Regions from separate parts of the Homo sapiens genome. Here region 2 is linked to region 1. Evidence: chromatin contacts called from ENCODE Hi-C or POLR2A ChIA-PET data. All regions are on one chromosome and are shown on one strand. Each heading gives the region's core, a stretch centred on a gene start or an enhancer-like site at or near the end of the contact. The rest is flanking DNA. Distances are from core to core; before and after follow the strand shown.

Evidence for each region. Hi-C counts contacts between places; a loop is a spot of excess contacts on that map. ChIA-PET counts read pairs that join two places held with the same protein, here RNA polymerase II (POLR2A). Pooled maps may share reads with other maps.
Region 2: a loop to region 1 is called in a map of mammary epithelial cell, with 4 times the contacts of the local background. The contact joins the promoter of LINC02768 here to the enhancer-like site in region 1. A Hi-C loop is called at or near these places in 2 of 168 maps with a recorded cell type or tissue (mammary epithelial cell and mesothelial cell of epicardium) and 5 of 50 pooled maps. POLR2A ChIA-PET finds 5 or more read pairs at or near these places in 4 of 52 experiments (PC-9, WTC11 and activated naive CD4-positive, alpha-beta T cell).

Annotation. Positions count from the first base shown.
Region 1 is chr1:235,705,444-235,712,378 of GRCh38, forward strand. It overlaps LYST (lysosomal trafficking regulator), which reads right to left. Exons shown (of 53, transcript NM_000081.4): 43 at 6,614-6,754; 44 at 3,648-3,865. Among named protein-coding and RNA genes, the nearest start is that of GNG4, 59 kb to the left of the region's middle. RefSeq lists an enhancer at 2,801-4,000. Within about 2 kb of position 3,233, at least 4 of the 41 ENCODE cell types and tissues checked have a DNase peak (open chromatin) inside an H3K27ac peak, as active enhancers do; they include PC-9 and mammary epithelial cell, where a contact is called at or near this core.
Region 2 is chr1:235,967,567-235,974,546 of GRCh38, forward strand. It overlaps LINC02768 (long intergenic non-protein coding RNA 2768), which reads right to left and starts at 4,945. Exons shown (of 3, transcript NR_183724.1): 1 at 4,195-4,945. RefSeq lists a silencer at 1,469-1,669 and an enhancer at 4,484-4,533.

The sequences.
Region 1 (6,935 bases), core at 1,983-4,482:
GGCACGATCATGGCTCACTGCAGACTTGAACTCCTGGGTTCAAGTGATCCTACTGCCTCAGCCTTTTGAGTAGCTAAGATTACAGGAGTGTGCCACCATGCCCAGCTAATTTTTAAATTTTTTGTAGAGACAGGTTCTTACCATGTTGCTCAGGCTGGTCTCAAACTCCTGGCCTCAAGCGATCATCCTGCCTCAGTCTCCCAGAGCATTTGGGTTATAGGCATTAGCCACTGTGCCTGGCCCAGTGATACTTTTAATGTAAATTTTATATAAGAATAACTGAAAAGATGGTTCAGGATTATAAACAAAAAGGGTATAATGAAGTTAATGTTAAGATTCCTAATTGCTCTTTTTATTTTTATTTTTTATACAGGGTCTCACTCTGTCACCCAGGCTGGAGTGCAGTGGCATGATCTTGGCTCACTGCAACCTCCACCTCCCAGGTTCAAGCAATTCTCCTCCCTCAGTCTCCCAAGTAGCTGGGATTACAAGCAAGAGCCACTACCACCCAGCTAATTTTTGTATTTTTAGTAGAGACAGGGTTTTGCCATGTTGGCCAGGCTGGTCTTGAACTCCTGACCTCAAATGATCCACACGCCTCGGCCTCCCAAAGTGCTGGGATTACAGGCATGAGCCACCATGCCTGGCCTCCTAATTGCTTTTAAAGTTGCATTTTGGAATCAAATGAAGCTCAAAAATCAGACCCGAAGCCTTGCATTTATTTTATACTTGATGGAGTTTAGGACACACAACCCCAAAATTTCGTACCCTGGCATACTGAAGGAATCTGAGGAACAGCATGTGCACGAAGGACTTTTTGGCTTTCCCCTGAAGCAGATCATAAGATTTTCACTTAGGAGTTACCCTCCCTATACCTGTAGTAAAGAAGCACCCTCATTTCAGAAGACAAAGGGACACAGAGGAATCTGAACAAACAGGTCCTGCTATTCCCCTGGTTAATCACACTTAGCTCCTACTCCTTTGTCCTATCATTTTTCTTCATGACATTCCATTCCTCATCAAACCAGACATAAAAACATTCAGGTTTAACTACTTGGGGTCTTATTTCCACGTGAAGCCTCCCGTGCCACATAAAACTTGCATTAAATAAATTTATATGCTTTTCTCTTGTTAATCTGGGTTTTTGTTTTTCTTTGTTTTTGTTATTTTGCAGAGGCTCCAGCAAGTGAACCTGAGGAAAAGAAGGCATTTTTTCTCCCTTACATATTAATATTATATGTAAAGTTGTTATTCACCAATGAAACTATATTATTCTCCTTTTTTAGAATGAACTTTTCCATAGCATTTATCTTCTATTAGAATAATTAGGAAGCCTATCTTATTCTCTTTTCTAGATTATAAATCTCTTAAGAAATTTAATTTTATATGACTTCAGACGTACTCAAAATAATTATGGAACAAAATGAACTAATGAGCTTTTTATTTTAAAGCTACTTTTGGGGAATGGACTACTGGCCTAAATAAGCTCAGATATGGAGTGGTCTACTGTAGGTTCTGTGTGTGCACTTTACCTGTATTTGTTATAAACGCTTGTAGATTTGCTACAGTCGACACAGAAAATTACAGTTAGTGGAGAAGTCCTTCAGATATTTCCTTTTAAAAGGAAGTATCTTTCTTTTCAGAATCTGCTTTTTCACCTCCCACTCCTTGAGGGATTTCCTTTCAGCGGCCTCATTTGGACTCTACTACTACATCCAGGCAGGCCCATCTACCTTGGAGAGGAAAGTTGGCTTTCCTCCTAACCCCCTTCACCCTATTTGAGTCTTATTTACTTTTGCATCCCCAGCACCTAGCAAAATAAATGTTTCCTGAAGAGGTAAGATTTTTTTTTTCTAAAGTTAGTCTAGCCAACAACATCAAAAAGTATACTTGAAAATGTAGGCCAGACATGGTGGCTCACGCCTGTAATCCCAGCACTTTGGGAGGCTGAGGTGGTGGATCACGAGGTCAGGAGTTTGAGACCAGTCTGGCCAAGATGGTGAAACCCTGTCTCACTAAAAATACAAAAATTAGCCAGGTGCGGTGGTGGGCGCCTGTAATCCCAACTCCTTGGGAGGCTGAGGCAGGAGAATTGCTTGAACCTGGGAGGTGGAGGTTGCAGTGAGCTGAGATCACGCCACTGCACTCCAGCCTGGGTGACAGAGCAAGGCTCCATCTCAAAAATAAATAAATAAATAAAAAGTAAAAATGTAACAATTCTACTTCTAGGAATTTATCTTAAGGAAGTAAAGATGTACATAAAAATAACCATAGAAATATTAATTTTAATAGCAAACAAATCCTAACTAAATATCCAACAATAGAAGACTGCTAAATAAATTATTCTATAGCTATACTTAAGAATATAGGTTGAGTATCCCTTATACAAACATTTGGAACCAGAATTGTTTTGGATTTCAGGGTTTTTTTGGGGGGGGATTTTGGAATATTAGCATTATTTACTTAGCAGTTCAGTATTCTTAATCCAAAAATCTGAAATCTGATATGCTCCAATGAGCATTTCTTTTGATTATCATGTTGGCACTCAAAAAGTTTCTGATTTTGAAGCATTTTGAATTTTGGATTTTTGGATTAAGAATGCTCTACCTATAGTAAGTAGCCATTAAAAATAATGTAGAATGATACCCAATGACTTGAATAAATTTAAGATTATCTTATTTAGGGAGAAGATAAGGTTACCAAATAGCATTATTATTATTATTATATAAATGGAATGATACATATGTATAGATAGAAGTCTAAAGGTGCTTTCACTATTTATTTCTGGATGGTGATATTAAAGTGGACTTTAAAATTTCTCCCTGTTGCTAGTCTGTATTTTATACATTTTTCTAACAAAGTACAAGTACTTTTTCTGTAATAAGAAAACATGGTGCCATTTTAAAGTAGAACATGTATGTAGGATAGTGTGCGGAAAAGAGTTAACATAGCAAGATTGACTGCTATCTCTGGAAAGGCCTGCTTGCAAAGTTGGCTCTTGGCTGTTGTCTGGGAACCTGGATTTCAGGAGAGGTCCTACCATTCCCTAACTGATAAGAGTGGCTTACTGTGCCTAAACTGTACAAACAATGCAGTTTATACCGAACACCTGCTTTCCTTCTGAGGCTGGAATTTCAGTATGTGCGAGGCAGAGGGTGCCTACGTTGCCAATCTCAATAAAAGTCTTGCACACTGAGCCTCTAATGAGATTCCCTGGCAGACAACATTTCACATGTGTCATTATGACTCGTTGCTGGAGGAGGCTGAGTATGCTTTTTGTGCTTTACCAGGGGTAGATTCTTGGATGTTTGTGCCTGCTTTCTCCCAGACTTTGCCCCATGCTGATTCTACTTTGTATCATTTACTGTAATAAACCTGAGCTGGAAGGATGACTATATGCTGAATCCTCAAGTCCACCTAGTGAATCATCAAACCTGGGGATTGTTTTGGGGCACCTCTGAAAAAGATAGTATCTTGTTTTTAAAGAGAGGAAATATAAAACCTGAAAAATCTTAGGTGACAGTTTAATGCTACTACCAATTCTCTTTGATAACTTGAGTGTTTTAAAGGAATGGCCGAACAACTAACCTTAAAATATTCAGGTTCTATCTTATATAAATACAGATTGTTTTAAAAGAGTCACTTACAGCAGGATGAAAAACATTGATCGCTTGAACAGAAGCCTTCCCCTTTTGCTTATACCCAAACACCAAGTCAATCCACTGACAGATGTTCTGCGACACGTAGTCAGACTCTAGAGCCTGCCGATGGATGAGGATAAAAAGACGAGGATCATTACGCGCCCAAGGGGGAAGGTTGACGTGATTAACCCGTTCACCATTCTGACGCACACCAAAATCAAAACCTAAAAGAGAAGATTAATATTAATATTTAACTCCCCCACAGCAAGTTTCATTCAGCTACAGAGCAGGTCTTAAGAGTTCACAAAAATAGCTGTTTGTGTGCTACAACCAAAAAAGGGAATAGCAAGGAGGATTTACATTTTGAATAAGAAACACCACTGCTCATCTACTTATGTACCTACTAATAGGGCTATGTGAGCTAATGCTATCATAATTAAATTTGAGATCTTTCAACTTTATCCTTCTACCACTTTACAACATATTGAAGAAAAGGAGAAAACCATTGCCTACTAATTCCAATATTCTGACTATTCACATCTTCAAGGGCATTAAGTACTTAAATATCTATTCAATTGTAAACCTGATTAGAATCAAACTAAGGCTTTGTAGAAGCATTTCTAAACTATTGGTATTAACATTTTAATAAATTTAAGATTATATTTAGTAAATATTAGTATTCTATAGTTTAAAAACTCAACTAATATAAAGTATACACATTGTTAGAATGAATTGCCATAGTCTATTAATTTTATAAGTCTATGGGTCTGTTCTGACTTCCTTTCTACTAAGCATTCCTGTAGATAGCAAAATTATCCCAACACAGGAAATAAGAGGGTTCTTCTGTGATGTAAATGAGCTAATATCTAATTGTCTCATCAGTATAAACAAAAATCTCAGAAGTGTTTATTTAAAAAAATTATCCTAAAGGAAATGTTACCTTTAAACAGAAATGGCTTTTTGTGCTACATTTTCTAGTTTGCTGAACACCATAACAAAAATTAAAAATGACCTTTTAAAAGCTGATTAAGTTCCATGTAAAATTAAGTTGCTGTCTGTCTACTTTTTGATCTTGTAAAAACAGTTAGAAGGATCTTCACCAAAATACTTGGGAAGTATTTTGAAATGATATGATATGGAATATAAATCAAGGGTTTATATAAATTCACATGGGATGGGGATGTGAGCATCTCAGAAAGCTCAGCAGTCATCGTACAGAGCAGCTGCATGGTTGATTTAGGATGGACTGGCTGAGCACCTGCAGAACTCCATGTGTGTGGCTTCAGGAGCGGCAGCAGCAGGAACTTATTTATTTAACAGTGAATGAGGCATCTGGGAATGGGCTGGGGATGGGGTGCATAAGGGCATTTGTACAAACTCAATCTTTCCCAACTTTCAGGTGTTCTGAGGGAACATCTGACTCCTGACCCAAAGCAGACAACTGACATACGAGAGTCCCAGGGGAACACTGATAGGAAATGATATGATATACGCTGTAAAAAACTGTGTTTTCCAAAAATGGCTATAACAGCATTTCCTGTCTTGCATGCCCTTCCAGAATCTTGCTACTCTCCATCACAAGGCAAAGTCTATCTTCCTTTCTTTTGAATCTGGGAAGACACTTGTGACTGCCTCAATGAATAGGAAGAATACAGTGGAAGTGATGCTGCGTGGCTGCTAAGAACAGGCTGGAAAAGGCCATGCAGCCTCTGTTCGTCTCCCTCTTGGAACACTTGTCTTTGGAACCCTGAGTTGCCAAGTAGGACATCCAGGGCTGCCGTGCTGTGGGGAAGCCCAAAACTAGCCCACACAGAGAGACCACATGAAAAAACACTGACATTGCATGAAGAGAGGGTGATGTGCTCCAGCTGCCTAAGGCTTCATCTCCTGCCTGTTCCAGCTCCAGAAAACCTGAAGGCAACAGCATGAGACACCCTGAGCTAAAACCATCTAGCTGAGCTGTTTCTGAACTTCTGACCAATTTCTTATTTCTGACCAATAAAAAATAATTTTATTATCTGTGATTGATAATAAATTTATTATTGTTTCAAGCCATTAAGTGTTGAGATTATTTGTTATACAGCCACAGATAGCTAGAACATACATATAAGAGACCATGGACAGAGAAAACAAGGAGTAGATTTAAACAGGAGTCCTAAATGAAAAGCTTCAAGGCAGGTGCCCCAAATTGCAGGTGCTGATGTTTGACTGAGGCATTTCTCACTTGAGCAACACTATGAAATAAGCTCCAGGGTGGCATGAATCTACTGATGATTCAATAATCAATCAAACAACCTCAGAGACACAGATACTATACAACAAAATTCCAATGTAATTTGCCCAACACCAACTTCTTAAAGCTGTTTCATATGCTCTTAAGGATCACATAAAATTATAGAATTAAGTAATATAAGAAAATGACCCAAAGATACCCCTTAAAGGGTTAGCTGCTCTTCTATTTAAGAATAGCTAAGGTTGGCAGCCAAGACTGTTAGTTGGCATCACAGAAAATTTGATTTTATACTCCAGTATTCCTTTTGGTTATTAGATAATTCTGGGCAGAGTATTTTATTTTTATTTTGGTCATTCCTCATAAAATAATTGAGATTTCAGTTAATTTACATTTTGCTTTCAATAAAGTCATACCTCTTATTTTTAAAGTAATTAGCACATTATAACTTTTGTATTCAGAAAAAAGAATAAAGCAATTTCTATAATAAAATTAAAATACATATTTACAAATAACTTTAATAGTTAAAAGTTACAGTTTTCCAAACATATTTAGTCCTATAAAATACTTAAAATCCTCAAGCTTATTTGAAAATAGAATTATATACTTAATAAAAAACATTTTCTCTTATTTGGGGACTCAAAAATTTTTAGGACTTAAAAAAGCTATTTTCATTTTTGGAAAATTACAAAATAACCACAAGCCCTCAGAAATATAAATTAAAAATAATTTATTGCTATACCTTCACGGTTAACTAGGAACTCTGGAAGATAGAAAAACTCTGGGATAAGTTCTTTCACATCAGTCATAGATTCAAAAGATGAGAGTCGCCAAGTTGTATTTGTAGAATGAAAAGTTCTGTCTGGAATGTCAAAACTTTGATCTATAAAAAAATACAAATAATACGATTAAGACACAAAGACCTAATTCTATTTGAGGCCTATCATAATTAATTTACTTTTGCCACTTCAAAAAGATTAAAATAATGCTAATTTTGTTTGCCCATAGTTTAAAAGAAGTTATTCATGTTCTTGAAAATAAATATTTCTATAAACTTGAGATCA
Region 2 (6,980 bases), core at 3,695-6,194, 260 kb after region 1:
AAATCAAAAAACGGCCGGGCGCGGTGGCTCACGCCTGTAATCCCAGCACTTTGAGTGGCCGAGGCGGGTGGATCACGAGGTCAGGAGTTCAAGACCAGCCTGGCCAAGATGGTGAAATCCCGTCTCAACTAAAAATACAAAAAAATTTAGCCAGGCCTGGTGGTGGGTGCCTGTAATCCCAGCTACTTGGGAGGCTGAGGCAGAGAATTGCTTGAACCCAGGAGGCAGAGGTTGCAGTGAGCCGAGATCGCGCCATCACACTCCAGCCTGAGTGACAGAGCAAGACTTCATCTCAAAAAAAAAAAAAAAAAAAATTAAAAAACAGTAGATGTTGGTGTGGATGAGGTGATCAGGGAACAGTTCTACACTGCTGGTGGGAATGTAAACTAGTATGGCCTCTATGGAAAACCGTGTGGAGATTCCTTAAATAACTAAAAGTAGAACTACCATTGGATCCAGCAATCCTACTACTGGATATCTACCCTGAGGAAAAGTCATTATACAGAAAAGATACTTGCACATGCATGTTTATAGCAGCACAATTCACAATTGCAAAATTGTGGAACCAACCCAAATACCCACCAATCAACAAGTGGATAGAGATACTGTGAGATAGAAGATAGATAGATAGATGATAGATAGATATCTGGTGGGCATCCTCATCTAGATATCTATCATCTATCTATCTATCTATCTATCTATCTATCTATCTATCTATCTATCTATCTGATGGAATACTACTCAGCCAAAAAAAGGAATGAATTAATGGCATTCACAGTGATCTGGATGAGATTGGAGACTATTACTCTAAGTGAAGTAACCCAGGAATGGAAAACCAAACATCGTATATTCTTACTGATATCTAGGAGCTAAGCTATGAGGATGCAAAGGCATAATAATGATGCAATGGGTTTGGGGATTGGGCGGAAGGGTGGGAGGGGGGTGAGGGATAAAAGACTACAAATATGGTGCAGTGTATACTGCTTGGGTGATGAGTGCACCAAAATCCCACAAATCACCACTAAGGAACTTATTCATGTAACCAAATACCACCTGTTCCCCAATTACCTATGGAAAAAAACACCCAAAATGCTTGGGAACAGAAATGTTTTGGATTTTGGATTTTTTTTTAAATATTGGAATATTTGCGTTATACTCACCAGTTGAGCATCCCTGATCCAAAAATGAGAAATCCAAAATGTGCCAATATTCATTTCCTTTGAGCATGACCTTTGAGCATCATATCGGCACTCGAAGAGTTTTGAACTTTGGAGTATTTCAGATTTTATAAATTTTGGATTAGGGCTGCTCAGCCTGTTTTCTCTCTCATGGTCTGAAATTGACTGGGGTCTCCTGGACCATTCTTGTGAGACTGCGGTCAGACAGTGGCTTGGGCTGGAGTCACGGGGGCGGTCTCTTTGTTTGCATGTCTAGTGATTGATGTCTGCTGTAGGCTGAGGCTACAGTTGGAGCTGCCACCCCAGGCACATGGCCTCTTCATGTGGCCTGAGCTTCCTCCTATCACAGAACCGGAGAGAGAGAATCCCAAGAAGACTGGACGGAAGCTGTTTCACCTTGTATGACCCAGCCTCAGAACCCACATGTCATCCCCTCTGCTATAGTCATAGGCCCATCCAGATTCAAGGAGAGGGACATAGGCCCTAGTTCTTGGTGAGAGGAATGTCAATATCACATCGACACACCATTGTAAGAATATGTGGGGTGGGAGATTGTGTTCAGGCCATTTTGGAAAATACCATATGCCACAGGGTGCAGCCTGGACATTTTCCGCCTCATGACTTCTTGGCTGGTACTTTTGTTCTAATTCGTACTGAGCAGGAATTGACTACATGTAGATTAAAACCTTCCGTATGTCCCCAAATCCCCCAGAACAAAAAACCAACAAAAAAGCTGGGCGCAGTGGCTCACGCCTGTAACCAGCACTTTTTGAGAGGTTGAGGCTGGCAGATCATGAGGTCAGGAGTTCAAGACCAGCCTGGCCAACATGGTGAAACCCCATCTCTACTAAAAATACAAAACTTAGCCAGGTGTGGTGGCACATGCCTGTAATCCCAGCTGCTGGAGAGGCTGAGGCAGGAGAATAGCTTGAACCCAGGAGACAGAGGTTGCAGTGAGCCAAGATTGCAGTGAGCCAAGATCACGCCATTGCACTCCAGCCTGGGCAACAGAGCAAAACCCTGTCTCAAAAAAACAAACAAACAAACAAACAACAACAACAACAACAAACCCTTGGGGAATATTATTTGCAAAATAGACAACAAAAGGTTAATTAGCTTTAAAATGTAAAGGACACTTATAAATCAGTGAGATTCTCCCAATTAGAAAAAAGAACTGAGGACTAGAAGGACAATTGACAAAAGAACTTTAAGTGGCTAGTGTGCATTTCAAAAGTTTACCGCAACTTAAAGAGTGTAATTTTTTTTCTTTTTAGAGACTGAGCCTCAGTATGTTGCCCAGGATGGGCCTCAAACTCCTAGCTTCAAGCAGTCCTCCCATGTTGGCCTCCCAAAGTGCTGGGATTACAGGCGTGAGTCACTGCAACCAGCCAATAATGTAAATTTTAATAAACAAACACCACCTATGTAATTGGCAAAAATGAAAAAATAAACTATGCAAAGGCAAAAACATAGGTAAACGGGCCCTCTCCAACACTCCCGCTGGTGGAAGTATAAAGTGGTACAAACTTTCTGTAAGGCAGTTGGGGAGTATCTATTGAAAGTCTTAAATTTTTAAATAATCCTGAGTTGAAATTTATCCTAAAGATATTAATAAGGACACTGAGGGTCGGGCGTGGTGGCTCATGCCTGTAATCCCAGCACTTTGGGAGGCCGAGGCGGGTGAATCATGAGGTCAGGAGATTGAGACCATCCTGGATAACATGGTGAAACCACATCCCTACTACAAATATAAAAAATTAGCTGGGCATGGTGGCACATGCCTGTGGTCGCAGCTGCTCGGGAGGCTGAGGCAGGAGAATTGTTGAACCCGGGAGGCGGAGGTTGCAGTGAGCTGAGATTGCACCACTGCACTCCAGCCTGGGCAACAGAGCGTGACTCTCAAAAAAAAAAAAAAAAAAAAAAAAAGGACACTGATATTAGTATGTGGGTGTTTATTGGTTTATTGTTATTTATCACATCAAAAAACACATAGAAACACCCTAAAAGTTCATCAATAAATGAACTGGTGAGAGTTTATTGTCCATATAATAGAGTATGATACTATTATGTAGTTGATCAAAGTAATGTTCATATGCACATTTATTTAAATGGAAAACAAAAATACGGAAAAGTATCACAGGATCACATTTTTTGTTATATATATATCTTACAAAAATATATGTAAAAGTATTGTGTGTGTGTGTTTACAACATTTCTGGACAAGATTGTAGTGATGAGGCCATTATTGAGTAATGAAATTACTGTTATTTGTTTTTCTTGTGCCTTTATTTTCCAACTTTCTAAATGAAAATGTGCTGAATACAAATAAATAATAATGTAAGATAAAGTAAAAATAAATTTTCATTTAAGGTATTTCTTAAAAAGGGGGGTGAGGAAGGGTATTTAGAGTAAACCAAATCTGGAACTGGACTCTGCTCTGACGGCGTGACCTTTGCCAAGTTACTTCACCTCCTTAACCCTCAGTTTCCTGACTTACTCAATGGGCACAATAAATTCTACTACATAAGGTTATCCTGAGTTAGTTTTCCCATTTCCATCCAGCTAATAAAAGCTTCTTGCTGCACTCTCTCTCCTGAGCCTTCTCCCTTCTCTGATCCCCTTAACAAAGTGGTTCGAAGCAATCATTTAGCATCACCTGTTATTACTACCTGCTTAGTGACTAGACGCCCACTTATTTGCAAAAGCCCTGCATTTTCTGGAATTAGCCTGCTATTCCGTGTTTTCCACTTAGATTCACTCAGAACCTGGTCCATAAGGAGACGTATGCACTTTTGCATACACAGAATACACTCAGGAATACTTCTGTGTTTTCGTACCTCGGTGTAAGATGCTGAGCCCACGGCTGGGGATCTCGTGTGACGAATGTCTGCAAATGTTTGAGTAAGGAGATGACTTGGGGAGGAAAAGGGCTGGGCTATTTGGTGGAAATCTGAATTTAGATGAAGAGGCTTGACCATAATTGGGAAGTTCTTTTGCTAGCAGTTGGGCAACTCACCAATATGAAGAAAGCTCTTGAGTGGGACGATGGGAAGGCCCGAGCATAGCTTCTTTTGGGGAAGTTATCCGGGTAGCCAGGCCTGGGACGCTCCCCGCGCTCCGCCCTCACTTCTCTCTTCCCCCAAAAACAGGCATTGAGAGGCTCTTACTGCCCTCACGTGGCCCCTTCTGGAACTGTCTTTGAGGAGACCCGCCCAGATTTAAACTGAATCACGGGGGCTGGAGAGCACACACGCAGGCTTGCCAGTTAAGCTCATCTGTCCCCACTTAAGCTTCTAGCTACCAGGAAGCCGCTCTTCGAGCCTGTTTTCAAGCCTTTTTGGCCCTTCCGTCTCTTAAGTCCATGTTGTCTGAGCAAAGACCCTTTCTCCGTTGTAAGGAATTCTAAATCCTTTCGGCTGCAGCTTTCAGCAGCGCCTGGCATCCTGGCGGATGAGAAAAAGGGGAAAAACAGCAGCCCAACTTGAGAACCAGAGCTGGGCCGTGACGCTGCTGCGGGGGACTCTGGGTCCCGTCTTCCCCGCTTTCGAGACCTGTGGTCTTCAAATGTGCTCGATAGTACACTCCCTAAAAGAATTTTTGCAAAGTCCTGTTTTTCCCTGTTAAATCAAGTTTAGCTTAAAGCTACTCACATATTTTAAGTTCAGCCTAAAGGTTTCTCTGTGCCTGTAACCTAAAGGGAAGTGTAAATAGTCCCTCTCCCCCTTCACCCTCTCCTCTCCCGCTTTCTGTTTCTGCCTTATCTCTCTGACTCTTCTGCCTCCCTCCTCTGTTTTTAAGGGCCTGCCTGGATAACCCAGGATAATTTGCCTGTTTTAACGTCAGCTACTTAGTCATCTAAATTCCATCTGCAAAGTCCCTTCAGAGCAGTACAAAATTAGAATCTTGAAATCTTTAGAATTCGGCCAGCCACAACAACGATCAGCATTTTGCCAACCTTAGGTATCCAGGAGTTTTTGTTTTTAATTACAGTGATTTTTAAAAAACAGCTTATTTATTTATTTGACAGGGTCTTGCTCTGTGGCCCAGGCTGGAGTGCAGCGGCATGATCATAGCTCACTGTAACCTCAAACTCCCGGGCTCAAGCAATCCTCCTGCCTCAGCCTCCTGAGTAGCTAGGACTACAGGCACTTGCCACTACACCCGGCTAATTTTTAAAAGATTTTGTAGAGATGGGGGTCTCACTATATTGCCCAGGCTGGTCTCAAATTACTGGCCTCAAGTTGTCCTCCTGCCTCAGCCTCCTAAAGTGCTGAGATTACAGATGTGAGCCACTGTGCCCACCCAAAACAGCTTTATTGAGATATAATTCACATGCTATGTAATTCACCCAAAGTGTACCTGCAATGGTTTTGGGTATATTACATTATTAATTTTAAAAATTGTAAAATATGTATATATCATGAAATTTGCCATGTTAATAATTTTTTTTTTTGAGACAGAATCTTGCTCTGTTGCCAGGCTGGAGTGCAATGGCACGATCTCAGCTCACTGCAACCTCCGCCTCCCGGGTTCAAGCGATTCCTCTACCTCAGCCTCCTGAGTAGCTGGGACTACAGGTGCGCACCACCGCACCCGGCTAATTTTTTACATTTTAGTAGAGACGGGGTTTCACCATGTTGGCGAGGATGGTCTTGATCTCCTGACCTTGTGATCCGCCCGTCTTGGCCTCCCAAAGTGCTGGGATTACAGGCGTGAGCCACCGTGCCCAGCCATTAATAATTCTTAAGTGTACAAGTCACTGACATTTATTACATTCGCAATATTGTGCAACCATCACCACTATTTCCAATACTTTTCATTTTCCCAGGTAAGAATTCTGTAGCCATCGAGCAATAACTCTCCATTCCACCTCCCCACAGCCCCCGGTAACCTTTGATCTACTTTCAGTCTCCATGAATTGGTACATTCTAGATACCTCATATAAATGGAAGCGCATATATTGCTTGATAGTTTGTGTCTGGCTTATTTCCCACAGCATAATGTCCTGACGGTTCATCTGTGTTGTAGCATGTATCAGGATTTCATTTGTTAGGCTCAGTGATATTCCATTTTATGTACATAACGTATTTTGTTTATCCATTCATCTGTTGATGGACACTTGGGTTGTTTCCATCTTTTGGCTACAGTGAATGATATTGCAATGGACAGTAACACAGAAGCATCTGTTCCAGCCCTTGTTTTCTATTATTTTGGGTATAGTCCTAGGAGTGGAACTGCTGGATCATATAGTAATTCTATATTCAACTTTTTGAGGAACCACCAAGCTGTCTGTTTTCATTCCCATCAGCAACGGACAACGTTTCCAGATGCTCTCCAGTACTTGTTTTGTTTTGTTTTGTTTTGATAAAAGCCATCTTAATACTGTAAACTGGTGTCAAATTGTGGTTTTTATTTGCATTTACCTAATGACTAATGATATTGAGCATCTTTTCATATGCTTATTGGCCATTTGTATATCTTCTTCATATAAATGTTTATTCAAATCCTTTACTCATTTTTAAATTGTTTGCTTTTGTTGTTGAAATGTAGTTATATTCTGAATATTAATTCCTTATCACATATAGAGTTTGCAAATATTTTCTCCCATTCCATGGGTTGTCTTTTTACTCTCTTGATAGTATCCTTTGATGCAAAAATGTTAATTTTGATGAAGTCCAGCTTACCTGTTTTTTTCTTTCGTTGCTGGTGCTTTTGATATGTCCAAGAAATGTTTGACAAACCCAGTATCATGAAAATTTTTCCCTATATGCTAGCCCCTCAAGGATCAAAAGCAGCAATCAG